Regions from separate parts of the Homo sapiens genome. Here region 1 is linked to region 2. Evidence: chromatin contacts called from ENCODE Hi-C or POLR2A ChIA-PET data. All regions are on one chromosome and are shown on one strand. Each heading gives the region's core, a stretch centred on a gene start or an enhancer-like site at or near the end of the contact. The rest is flanking DNA. Distances are from core to core; before and after follow the strand shown.

Region 1 (6,405 bases), core at 1,006-3,505, 320 kb after region 2:
TCTGGGCTAAAGGTGAAGTCAAACACCTGAGGATGGAGAGTGGGGTTCAAGAAAGCCAGCTTTGTGAGCAGAAGCTGGGGTTCCACAACACTGCCTTTTTAGCCAGGTAGAGTCAGGGCCAAGAAAATGTCCCAAAGAGCTAAAGAAGATAGAACCCATTACCAAGTACCTTGATGTTCTGAAGGATTCGAGAAGGAGTGATACTTTTGGGGATGCAGATCACTTTCCGCTGGACCTGCCACCTAAGTTGGGGGATTAGACAGATGAGGAAAAGGGGTCAGTATTCATAAGCACTATTTTGTTCCCCATGCAGCTTCCCTAAGCTCCTGGAGCACCTGAGCCCTGCTGAAATGGGAAATATGCCTACAGTGGCCTCCCTCCAGATCACAAGGCAAGATCCTCAGCCTCACCCAGACACTGAAATAAGAAATCCCTTAACCCTTGCCTCCCAACCCAGGGCCCTCTCCCTAAGACTGCCCCATACCTGAGCAAGATCTGAGCTGGAGATCGGCCATACTTTTCAGCCAATGCCAGGACTACTGGTTCCTCCAGCAGGACAGGCTCATCAGGATCACGCCATGCACGATCAGAGGAGCCCAAAGGGCTATAAGCAGTTACCTCCAGGCCACGTGCTTGGCAGTGGGCAATTAGCTCATTTTGAGCCAAGTATGGGTGGCATTCCACCTGAGCCAAAGAATAACCCATCACCATGAAGTGGTGACACCCAGCTTGCTTGGCCCATCCCAGACATGCATGTCTGGACCACCCCCTATTGCTGACTCCTCCACTCCCCTTCAGCCTGCTTTTCTCACCATTTCCCATCGGCAATTTCATTCTCTCCCACTGCTTCAATGCCCACCTTTATGCAGAGGACTTCTGCACCAACACTCTGACAACTTGCTAGCTATCTCCCTTAAGCAGATCCATCGTCTGCTCCCTCATGCTCTTGAGCAGACAACCCCTAAACCACTCATCTGCTTGCTGTCCTTACCTGCAAGACAGCTGGACGCACGGAGGCCACACTGAGTATGTCATCAATCTGCCGACTGTTGAAGTTGGACAGGCCCAGCGCCTGCACCAGCCCCTTAGCCACCAGTGCCTCCAGAGCCTTCCAAGTCTCCTTGTAGTGGGTGGAGTCGTAGCATATAGTCCCATCAGCATTCTTGGGGAAGGGGTTGTCTCCCCGCCTGAGTGAGAGACAGCCCCACCAAGTGTGGACACAAATGCCAGGCTTCTACCCTACCTGCCCATCCAGCCACTCTATGTCCCAAACTCCAATCCCAGAGAGGACAAAGGGCCAAGAATTTTTAAAAAGCCATGCTTTTTCTTTTTTTTTTTTTTTGAGATGGAGTCTCGCTTTACCGCCCAGGCTGGAGTGCAGTGGCACTATCTCAGCTCACTGCAAGCTCCACCTCCTGGGTTCACGCCATTCTCCTGCCTCAGCCTCCCCAGTAGCTGGGACTACAGGCGCTCACCACCACGCGCAGCTAATTTTTTGTATTTTTAGTAGAGACGGGGTTTCACCGTGTTAGCCAGGATGATCTCGATCTCCTGACCTCGTGATCCGCCCGCCTTAGCCTCCCAAAGTGCTGGGATTACAGGCGTGAGCCACCGCGCCTGGCCAAAAAAAGCCATGCTTTTTCATCCTTCCAGATCGTAACCCAGGTGTTAAGTTTACATGGAATGCCTATGCCCCCTCCTCTTCCTAGACGTAGATATCTCCTCTCCCCTAGGAAGTCTTCCTTAACTCATCCTCAGGGAGTTATCCACCCTTCTTCCAGCACAGGGCACGGCACTAATGGTGAGCTCTTCTCACATCTTCTGCTGAGACTTACTTATTACTGTAACCCCAGGTGCTCAACAGAAAAGTCAGCACCTTTTCTAAATGAATAAAGGGAGCAGGAGGGTTACAGGTGCATACCCTGGGGTACACACCATGTGAGACTGCCTTCCTTTTTCCAGAGTTAAACTCCTGTAGCTACAGCTAAGCTGCTGTAGCAGAAGAGGCTAAGATCCCATGTCAAGCTCCTCAGCTTGGCATGCAAATGAGTGTTCCTATCCTGCTCTGCTGCTGTGACTTACAATAAGTTACTAACACCATCCTGCTCAACCCCCTGATTCCCCAGATGAGGCTCTGGCAAGGCTCACTCAAAGGCATAAGGCCAGTGCATCAGGTACAGGTCCAGATACTCCAGCTGGAGGTCAGCCAGAGTCTTCCGGAGGGCAGGCTCCACATCCTCGGGGTGGTGCTTGGTGTTCCACAGCTTGGATGTCACAAACAGCTCCTCCCGAGGCACCGCCTAGTGCAGGGGGCAGGGCCCACAGTGAGAAGAGCCATGAGCACGTGGTCTCACCCACCCTCAACTCTGGGAGAGGAACTGGAAGGAAGCTGATGCCAGATTCCCTCCAGCTGGGCCCCAGCCCTAGCTTCAGCTTCTAAGTTCTCTTATCCCACCTCTATTTACAACCCCAGTCCTTACCTTGCCTGGTCCCACGTCCTCCTTCAGGGCCTCCCCAATCTCAGGCTCATTGCCGTAGATAGCAGCACAATCAATGTGGCGGTAGCCTACGCTAAGGGCATACTTAACAGCTGCTTTTACCTGCCAGGTGAGAGAAGCAGAGGTTTCAGCTATGTTGGTTTCAGCCTTCTACTGTCACCACCCCAAGGTCAATGCTGGGGGAAGGGGGCTCAGAAATATAACAGGCACATCTATGCAGTGGAGGTGAAAAGATGGAAGATGAACTGGGCGCGGTGGCTCACGCCTGTAATCCCAGCACTTTGGGAGGCTGAGGTGGGCAGATCCCCTGAGGTCAGGAGTTCGAGACCAGCCTGGCCAGCTGGAGGTCAGCCTGGCCAACATGGTGAAACCCCATCTCTGCTAAAAATACAAAATTAGCCAGGTGTGGTGGCAGGTGCCTGTAATCCCAGCTACTCAGGAGGCTGAGGCAGGAGAATCACTTGAACCCAGGAGGCAGAGGTTGCAGTGAGCTGAGATTGTGCCACTGCACTTCAGCCTCGGCAACAAGAGCGAAACTCCATCTCAAAACAAAGAAAGAAAAAAAAAAAGATGGAAGATGGTTTCAGTCTAAGGGACCAGAAGCCTCTTCAGAGGCTCCAAACCCTTTGCTCTGCTCCCACCCCAACCAGTCTCTAAGATGCCTTCCTACCCAAGCCATCTCAGCAAGGTCTAGCAAAAACTAACAATATTTTCCCGGCATCTACCATAAAGAGGGCTTCAGTAAATATTTTTTCAGGCTGAGCACAGTGGCTCACGCCTGTAATCCTAGGACTCTGGGAGGCTGACATGGGAGCATTGCTTGAAGGCAGAAGTTCAAGACCAGCCTAGTCAACATAGTGAGACCCCCACCTCTTTAAAAAAAAAAAAAAAATTAAGGCCAGGCGTGGTGGCTCACGCCTATAATCCCAGCACTTTGGGAAGAAGAGGCAGGTGAATCACCTGAGGTCAGGGGTTTGAGACCAGCCTGGCCAACATGGTGAAATTCTTTTCTCTACTAAAAATACAAAAATTAGCTGTGCATGGTGGCATATGCCTGTAGTCCCAGCTACTCAGGAGGCTGAGATAGGAGAATCGCTTGAACCCAGGCGGGGGAGGCTGCAGTGAGCTGAGATCATGCCACTGCACTTCATCCTGGGCGAGACAGAGTGAGACTCCGTCTCAAAAAAACACAAAAAAAATAACAACAAAAAATTGAAAACAAATTTTTTTTTTTAAATAAAAGCCAGGCGCGGTGGCTCACACCTGTAATCCCAGCACTTTGGGAGGCCGAGGTGGGTGGATCACCTGAGGTCGGGAGTTTGAGACCAGCCTAACCAACACGGAGAAACCCCGTCTCTACTAAAAATACAAAATTAGCTGGGCGTGGTGGTGCATGCCTATAATCCCGGGTACTTGGGAGGCTGAGGCAGGAGAATCGCTTGAACCTGGGAGGTGGAGGTTACAGTGAGCCAAGATCATGCCATTGCACTCCAGCCTGGGCAACAAGAGTGAAACTCCTTCTCAAAAAAAAAAAAAAAAAAAAAAAAATGGCTGGGTGTGGTGGCTCACGCCTGTAGTCCCAGCACTTTGGGAGGCTGAGGTGGGTGGATCATGAGGTCAGGAGATCGAGACCATCCTGGCTAACACGGTGAAACACCGTCTCTACTAAAAATACAAAAAATTAGCTGGGCGTGGTAGGGGGTGCCTGTAGTCCCAGCTACTCAGGAGGCTGAGGCAGGAGAATGGTGTGAACCTAGGAGGCGGAGCTTGCAGTGAGGCGAGATTGCGCCACTGCACTCCAGCCTGGGCGACAGAGCAAGACTCCATCTCAAAAATAAAATTAAATAAATAAATAAATAAATAAAAATTTAAAAATTTTCAAAAATAAATAATTTTTTTTTTCAATCAGAAGACAGATGGATAAATAGAGAAAAGAAGTATAGACCATGGAAACAAGTTCCAGGTTCTAAGGAGCTGGTTAGAGAAACACAGGAAAAAATTCCTAGGCCAAGGACATACAGGGAGTTGTGTAGACAGACTCTGGGAACTCTGGGAGCACAGGCCAGCAAAAGAGGTTAGAAGGGGGAAAAGATTAAGGAAGGCAGATAAGTAGGCTGAAAGCTGGAGGCAGATAAGTGGGCTAAAAGCTGGACCCAGAACTCCCTAATGAGAGAGAAGAAAACAGGCATCAGATAGAAGGATGGGTCAGTTAATTTTGCTAAAATCCAGACTGGAAACACGGCATCAGCAGCAGAAACAAGGGTACCCGGCCCTAGACACAAAGCACCCAAAGCTCTTGTTGTGGGTGCCTGACATAGTATTCAAGATCCCCACCCGGGTGCCGACGTACTTCCCCTAACATCTGACCCCTGCTGTTCCATGCCCCGCCTTGGCCTTGTCTGTGGCCCCCAACCCTCTGCCTTGACCTAGCTCCTGGACTTCTCCGAGGCTGTGAGAAGTGCCTGCCTAAAGCACAGGGACCCTGGCTCCAGGCTCCTTGGCAGCTATAGGAAAGAAAGCAAAAGGGAAAAGAGACACAGGTCATCCAAGCACACCACAAACATCAGTCTAAATCCCAGATAGAAGAATCTGTTCTCTCTGCTGGGGCTTCTCTGAAACTTAATCCCCAAACTTCTCTTCACTCTGACTCAAGATTTCCAAGGAAGAAGGAAGAAGCCCTGGGGAAATGCCCCATTCCAGGCAGGAGCCAAATCTCATAGCTACGTCCACCCTGAGAGAGCAGGTCCATATTCCCAGACTCCCCTCAGCTGGGATGGTCTACACCAGGGGTCAGTCAATTATCAACTTTAACAGTTCTTGAGTTAAGAACTACATTTATATTTTTAAGTGGTTACTTATTTATTTTATTATTATTTTTCTTGGGACGCAGTTTTGCTCTTGTTGCCCAGGCTGGAGTGCAATGGCACGATCTCGGCTCACTGCAACCTCCGCCTCCCGGATTCAAGTGATTCTCCTGCCTCAGACTCCTGAGTAGCTGGGATTACAGGCATGCACCACCACGCCTGGCTAATTTTGCATTTTTAGTAGAGATGAGGTTTCTCCGTGTTGGTCAGGCTGGTCTCGAACTCCCAACCTCAGGTGATCCGCCTGCCTCAGCCTCCCAAAGTGCTGGGATTACAGGCATGAGCCACCACACCCAGCTTAAGTGGTTACATATTAAAAGGTCACATGAGTGTATAATCACCTCCATCTGTAACTTGTCCAATAGAATCTAATTGTTTTTTAACTTTTTTTCCTTAATTTTTCCCCCTAGACGGAGTCTTGCTCTGTTGCCTAGGCTGGAGTGCAGTGGCGTAATTTTGGCTCACTGCAACCTCTGCCTCCCAGGTTCAAGCAATTCTAATGCCTCAGCCTCCCAAGTAGCTGGGATTACAGGTGTGTGCCACCACGCCTGGCTAATTTTTGTATTTTTAGTAGAGACGGGGTTTCACCACGTTGGCCAAGCTGGTCTCGAACTCCTGACCTTGTGATCCACCTGCCTTGGCCTCCCAAAGTGCTGGGATTATAGGCGTGAGCCACAGTGTCCAGCCTACCTTTTTTTTTTTTAAGATGGTCTCGCTCTGTCCAGGCTGGAGTGCAGTGGCATGATCATAGGTCACTGCAGCCTCGACTTCCAGGGCTCCAGCAATCCCCCTAACTCAGTCTCTCAAGTAGCTGGGACCACAGGCGCATTCGAATTTTTTTAATTTTTTGTAGAGACGGGGGTCTCACTGTGTTGCCCAGTCTGGTCTCAAATTCCTGGGCTCAAGCAATCTTCCTGCCTTGGCGTCCCAAAGTGCTGGGATTACAGGTATGAGCCACCACACTTGGCCCTATCTTGTTCTTTAAAAAATAGTTTGTGGCCGGGCAAGGTGGCTCACATCTGTAATCCCAGCACTTTGGGAGG
Region 2 (7,089 bases), core at 1,252-3,751:
AGCTGACAAAATAAAAGGTTAACTATCCCCAAGGGCTCTAAAGACTACAAGCCAGCAATGCCAATAATATCAACACACACATATACACATACCCCATGATGAATGCAACCAACAGCTACCTCTCCACTCCTACAGTCTGTTATCTCAATTGACTGCTCATAGCCTCTAAGAAATAAAGCAAGACATTTCATGAAATATGAGGAAAATTATCTTAAGCCTAATGGGTATTAGAAAAGCTTTACTTTCAGGGTAACTGGAGACATAAGCATTATTTACATTAAGCTCCCAAATGCAGGGTCTAGGTACTGGTGCTGAAATTCACAAACAAAATAAACAGTCGCCAGGCATTGTGGTTCATGCCTGTAATCTAAGCACTTTGGGAAGCCAAGGTAGGCAGATAGCTTGAGCTCAGGAGTTCCAGACCAGCCTGAGTAACATAGTGAAACCCCATCTCTACAAAAAATACAAAAATTAGCCAGATGTGGTGGCAGGTGCCTGTGGTGCCAGCTACTCAGGAGGCTGTGATGGGAAGATCTCCTGAGGCCAGGGAGGACCAGGCTGCAGTGAGCTGAGACTGCGCCACTGCACTCCAGCCTAGGCTAAAGAATGAGACCCTGTCACAAAAACAAACAAAATAACAACAACAGCAAAAGAAACAATCCTATTTGAAAGGAATCATCAAAAAGAGGCCCCCACTATAGCATTGGGCAAGAAAAGCCATTCAGAGCTGCTTCAATTATGAAAAAGTAAAATATAAAACCCTTCTAGCCTGGGTAAACAGATACAAGTAACTTTAGAACTTCAAAATCTTCTTTTCACAGATATTGTACTTTGAACAAAGTTATCAACTCCCTTAGGTCTGATATTCTAAACTACATTTTTAATGCATTAAAAAAATACCCAGATGGGTTTAAATATGAAATAGCTTTCTAAAAATGAAAATGATTTAGTTTCAGGAAGCTACATCTAAAATAAATGGTATGAGCCAGGCCAAAAGAACTTTCATAACCACCTTGCCCCAATAAAGCCCTTATCGTGGCAGGCATAGATGATGTTTGCATTTTGCGTATTAGAATGTAACAGCTCTCTTCCCTAATCTGACCAATGTCACTATAAATGTGTGTGTGTGTGTGTGTGTGTGTGTGTGTGTGTACTTATAGATACATATATAAATATGTATACAATATATAAATATATATGTATACTTATATAAGTATATAAATATATATAATATATACATATATATTTATCGATCTATCTCTATCTCAGTATCACTCATTCCAGACTCCTGTTCTCTGCTCAAATGTTGCCTTAATGAGAAAATTCCTGGACAATACAAAATTTTTTGATTTTTAAAATTTTTCTGTAGAGACAGGGTCTCACTATGTTGCCCAGGCTGTTCTCAAACTCCTGAACTCAAGCGATCCTCCTGCCTTAGTCTCTCAAAGTGCTCGGATTACAGGTGTGAACCACCACACCCAGCCTAGACAATTCAATTTAAAATTTAAAATTTAAACCCTCACCCCCACAGAAACACACATCCTCCTCTCTGATATCTGGCTTTATTTTTCTTCATAGCAGTAAGTACCATATGGCATATCATACATGTTTTTGTCTCTCTTAAGTAGAATGGAAACTCCATGAGCACAGGGACCTTGTCTGCTTTATTCACTACTGTATCTCCAGTATCTAGAATAGTGCCTACACCTAACTGGAACTAAAATAATATAGTATGATGGATGCATGGATGGAAAGATTTGAGCAAATGACAAAGTGAATGGAGGCAAAAAGACAAAAATATAGTAACTGATTTTACCAAAAAACATCTAGTAAGTAATAGTGCCGTGACTGAAACCCACATCTGCCTGACTTGCAAACCCAAGCTGTTAATTTTTATGCTATACTTCCACTTACCAATTTGGAGACTTTGGAGGAATTACTTGTTGAGTGGAAGAATGTGTATTTTGTATAATGCCAAGTTGTCACATAAGTCTAGAAACTCATATTTGAGTTCCTGTCCATTTTAATGCAACTAACATATTACGTGAAAAGCACAGCAATTGAAAGCCTCAAAAATTAATTAACAAAAACGCTCTCTCAAAGGACAAGAACACCAAACTAGAGGCAAATTCTAAATTTCTCTATGTCCATGAAGGATATATCAGAGGAAACGGGCCTTTATAACCTGGAATGAGCACACCATAGGATTCGCTCTTGGGAGAACCATTCTAAGAAAGGCAAACAGGGACACAAATATGATGCCCCCTCCTTCTGACCAAGACTTAAATGACAATTATAGAAACTTTAAAAATTTTCCAGATCAGGCTATGAGGACGAGAAACAGTGGAGCAAATGGTAAGTCACTCATTTTATTAACATCAGTTTTTCCACACAACAAATTTTGTAGTAATTAAACTTATTCAAATATTTGTTTTGTGGTTCTTACCTGTTTTCTTTACTACAAATGCTAAGCAGTACTTTGCCTCCTACTGCACACTCCCTACAAAGACTTGCCCAGCTCTGTGTACAAGAGGTACCATGGAACTTTAACTGTTTGGGGAGATGACTAAGCATAGAGATCAGGTAGCCAATCCCTTCATTTTACAAGTATGGCAATTCAGGTCCAGAAGTGGGAGCTCCTGTTTTAAAGCCACACATAATTTGTTAGTGGCAAAGCCTATATTAGTACCCATGTTTCCTTGCTTCCTTCCAGAACAAAACTTTTTCGACTCCTCTAATGTTAAAGATAAGAAAGGATATTGTTTATATTAAAGAACTGAAGAACTTCTGGCTTACTTAAGTGTAAGCTCTTCAAAAGAGAAGAATTTATCTAATTGAATCTTAACAGCCTCAGAACTTAGATCACTCTACCCAGCACAGAGTAGGCTTTTTTATTTATTTATTTATTTATTTTTTGACGGCGCATCACTCTGTCGCCCAGGCTGGAGTGCAGTGGCATGATCTCAGCTCACTGCAACCTCCGTCTCCTGGATTCAAGCAATTCTCCTGTCTCAGCCCCCTGAGTAACTGGGACTACAGGCGCACGCCATGACGCCCGGCTAATTTTTATTTTTATTTTTAGTAGAGACAGGGTTTTACCATATTGGTCAGGCTGGTCTCGAACTACTGACCTCAGGTGATCCACCTACCTCAGCCTCCCAAAGTGCTGGGACTATAGGTGTGAGCCACCGCACCTGACCCAGAGTAGATATTACTGTGTATTTACTGAGTGATCAATTGTTTAAATGTGAGTTACTTTATCAAAAAAGAGGAGGGAAAATCTATTTCTGATCCTTATTAATTAAACGTTTTTAAGGCAGTTAGAGTAGGCCTAACTTTAGATATCACTAAAATGACCAAAAAATTATTCTGGTATAAAATAAAAATAAGAATACTCCTCCTTCTCCTTCTTCCCAGCAACTCCATTCATTGAGGACACACATTTCTGCAAGAAGCTACCTGTCTCAGGCCTTAATTTATTTCACTTAATACTAAGAAAAGGCAAATCTCAGGCAGTTTTCAAATAGAAGCAACCAAAAAAAAGCGGGGGGGGCAGAAATAGTAGAAAAATGACCAAGTACAAATATTTCCTGACTATGATGCTGAAAAGCTACTCCTTTTCAGTTATGCATACCTATTTGGTGTCTCATTCCTCTAAGAGTCCTGGTAGAGCCCTTGCCATTTACAGAAGACTCAGGACACTTGTGAAGCTAGACTGAATATCCACTGCTAGAAACTGAATTTAAAATTTAAAATGTGCCTCTTAAATAATAGAATTCATCCAAATTTAACCCATTAAGAATTCTAAAACTAATATATATTAAAATTAAACTATAAGTAATAAAGCACTATACATATATTAAGTGATCCTTCTAACAGGCTTAGTAAGAAGAAAACACAGGTAACATTATCTTCATTTTATAGATAAGGCAACTGAGGTTTAAGAAGATAAAGTGATTTGTCTAGGTTTACAAAGCTAGTTAAATGGCATGGTCAAGACTGAACCTTATGAGTTTTCTGACTCAAGCCTCTTCATATCAAACCAAAATAAGTTTTCGTAAACAGCCCAAAAGGCTTCACAAAAACCTCAGAGGAAAATTTAATCACTAGAGCATTTTTCACAAAACAAAATCCTAAAATGGACAGTAACAGAAAGAATTACTACATGTTTCATTTAAACATTTAAAAATTGCATATGATGTGTATATAAAGTATACTTAATAAATATGAATGCTGTTGTGATCTCCTCCTTAATTACATCTCTTTTTTTGTTAAGGAAAAGTTTAAAAGCCATTGTTTTATCACAGCTCTATTTCCTTAGGGTTCCCCAGATGTGACTTTACTAGTAAATCATGGTAAATATGAGTATGTTTTAGGTATATACAGTACAGGTTTTTGGGCCCCAACACAGAGATTTTAATGCATTAAGTTCACACTCTGCACTTTAACAAACATTCCAGGAGATTCTGATTGGCCAAATTTCTAATACTGCCCCAACAGAATTCCTAGAGGAAAAGCAGTCCAAGAGAATTTAAGAAATTAAAATCCAGGGGCAAAGACTATTTATTAATCTCCCCTAACCCTGAAGCCAGAAAAAAACCAAACAGGTTGGGAACCTATTCCATTCAACATAGTCTCCAAACTTAGCTGGCCTTGCCTCAACTTATCAGAAAAGTTGGTCTTCTCCTCATACCATGTTACCGGATAGATGTAAATGCAAAGGGTTTCCATTTTAATATTCCTACTTCCTTAGCTTGAGTCTACGAAAACTCAGTAAATCCCAAAGCACAAGTATAAGACTGTGATGAATATTTAAGTTGTAACTTTCCCAGAATGCTATGTAGAAACTGAGAGGGAAGAGGTTTGGAGGTCGGGAGGAATGGGGAGGAGGGGAAGATCTGACCTAGTGGGAGAAGTCAGTTGGCCTGCTGGCTTCCCTAGCTCAGATAGGAGTACACAGAAAGAAATTGTGTACTGAGCGGGATTCCTCCACATGATAGTGGGAAATGTTCCCAAGAGGGGTTCCTAAGTAGGAGATCATAATCATAATGGTAATAATCATCTACTTACAAGCTGCCTCTTCTTGGAAGGCTCAACTCCTTCTGAAAAACAAAACATATGCAAGTTAGAAATAAGAACCCATCTGAGTCCTGTTGGTCTACCTAAATGTCCTAGGAAATTCACAGCATTATCTTAATAATGGAAAAGGCCACATATTTCTAAATAACAACTTTTTCTTTGCCTCTTAAATTTTATTTATTTTTTTTTTTTTTTGAGACGGAGTCTCATTTTGTCTCCCAGGCTGGAGTGCAGTGGCGCAATCTTGGCTCACTGCAAGCTCCACCTCCCAGGTTCACGCCTTTCTCCTGTCTCAGCCTCCTGAGTAGCTGGGACTACAGGCACCCGCCACCACGCCTGGCTAATTTTTTTTTTTTTTTTTTTTTTTTTTTTTTAGTAGAGACGGGGTTTCACCGTGTTAGCCAGGATGGTCTCGATCTCCTGACCTCGTGATCCGCCCGCCTCGGCCTCCCAAAGTACTGGGATTACAGGTGTGAGCCACCATGCCCAGCCTGTCTCTTAAATTTTTGTGAAATAAAAGCACTCAGGCAAACTATTACTTCTTTATCCTTCCTTCCTAAAAGGAATGTCTCATAGAATACATGCAACATTTTTCCCACTAGATGGAACCATCTCCCCAGTGTAGATTACAGGCACTCTAGGCCAGCCATTAACTGCTGCTGAATTGTAAAGGGCATTAGTGGCAAGCATACAGAAGGAATGAAATAGGATTAGGGGCAGTGGGTGATAACTAGAAAATATTTTAGACAAATAAAGTAGTATAGTTAATAATATAACAAAGAGATGACTTCACACACCACTGGCATAAGAAATAACCTTTACGATAACAGCTGGGGCCCCTGTGACTTGCTTTCCAAGTGTATCAAGTCCCACCTCCCACCAGTCCTAAATTAACAACTATTCTTAATTTTTTAAATATTTTCAATACGTGTTTTTGGATTTGTAAAAAATTAGTAGTATTGTTTTACATGTTTTAAAATTATATATACATGGTATTATATTATATGTATTCCTCTGTTGACATCAGCCAACATTATGAAAACTGGGAGATTCACCCATGTGGATATATTTCACTTTAGTTCACTGATCTTCAGACAGTGGTCCAGTCTATGAATATACCAATATTTATTTATCTATTCTCTAGTAAATGGAAATTTAATTTTCTTTCCATCTTTTTCTTCTCCATTAAAACAATACTCTTGTAAACATTCTTGTAGTTGTTTCCTAGTGCGCATGTAGAAAAAGTTTCTTGGATGTTGAACTACTGAGTCATAAAGTACTGGATATTCCAAATTGCTCTCCAAAACAACTGTCCATGTAAGAAATATATCCCTCATACACAGTCATGAATATATGTGCTTATATTTTCTTCTAAACATTTTATAGATTTGCTTTTTTCTTTTCTTTTTTTTTTTTTTTTGAGATGGAGTCTCACGCTGTCACCCAGGCTGGCCGATCTCGGTTCACTGCAACCTCCACTTCCTGGGTTCAAGCGATTCTACTGCCTCAGCCTCCAGCTGGGATTACAGGCATGCACCACCATGCCCAGCTAATTTTTTTGTATTTTTAGTAGAGACAGGGGTTCACCATGTTGGCCAGGCTGGTCTCAAACTCCTGACCTCAAGTGATCCTCCCACCTTGGTCTCCCACAGTGCTGAGATTACAGGTGTCAGCCATCACGCCCAGCCGGTTTACTTTTCACAATAAGTTTAATATGCCTTATTTTTGTAAAATTCGCTTATTTTATAAAATTATTTTTGCTAAAATTCAGTATTTGATTGCAATTCTTTTGTGTGTTTTTCTAGGTAAATTTACAAACATTCAACTGTACAAATCTTAAATTACTTAATCTTACGTATGCCAATTGATAAGTCTGTTAAGTACATATACTCAGATAACCTAAATCTCTATCAAAATATAGAACATGTCCATCAATCCAGAAAGTTCCACCATGTCCTTTCTTCGTAAATCCCCAAACAAACCACTATCTTCCTACCCCAAGCAAATATT

What was found. A loop is a pair of places that touch in the nucleus more often than their neighbours do. ChIA-PET counts read pairs that join two places held with the same protein, here RNA polymerase II (POLR2A). Pooled maps may share reads with other maps.
Region 1: a pooled map shows a loop between it and region 2 (3-fold over the local background). The contact joins two enhancer-like sites. A Hi-C loop is called at or near these places in 3 of 168 maps with a recorded cell type or tissue (K562, MCF 10A and mammary epithelial cell) and 11 of 50 pooled maps. POLR2A ChIA-PET finds 5 or more read pairs at or near these places in 2 of 52 experiments (AG04450 and PC-9).

The regions. Positions count from the first base shown.
Region 1 is chr1:45,562,764-45,569,168 of GRCh38, reverse strand. It overlaps AKR1A1 (aldo-keto reductase family 1 member A1), which reads right to left. Exons shown (of 9, transcript NM_153326.3): 3 at 2,481-2,600; 4 at 2,149-2,300; 5 at 992-1,187; 6 at 485-684; 7 at 170-242; 8 at 1-26. Among named protein-coding and RNA genes, the nearest start is that of AKR1A1, 15 kb to the right of the region's middle. Within about 2 kb of position 2,255, at least 8 of the 41 ENCODE cell types and tissues checked have a DNase peak (open chromatin) inside an H3K27ac peak, as active enhancers do.
Region 2 is chr1:45,880,377-45,887,465 of GRCh38, reverse strand. MAST2 (microtubule associated serine/threonine kinase 2) reads right to left here. Exons shown (of 29, transcript NM_015112.3): 4 at 5,071-5,102. The region is part of intron 2 of LOC105378694 (a long non-coding RNA gene); the gene reads left to right. Among named protein-coding and RNA genes, the nearest start is that of MAST2, 80 kb to the right of the region's middle. Within about 2 kb of position 2,501, at least 2 of the 41 ENCODE cell types and tissues checked have a DNase peak (open chromatin) inside an H3K27ac peak, as active enhancers do.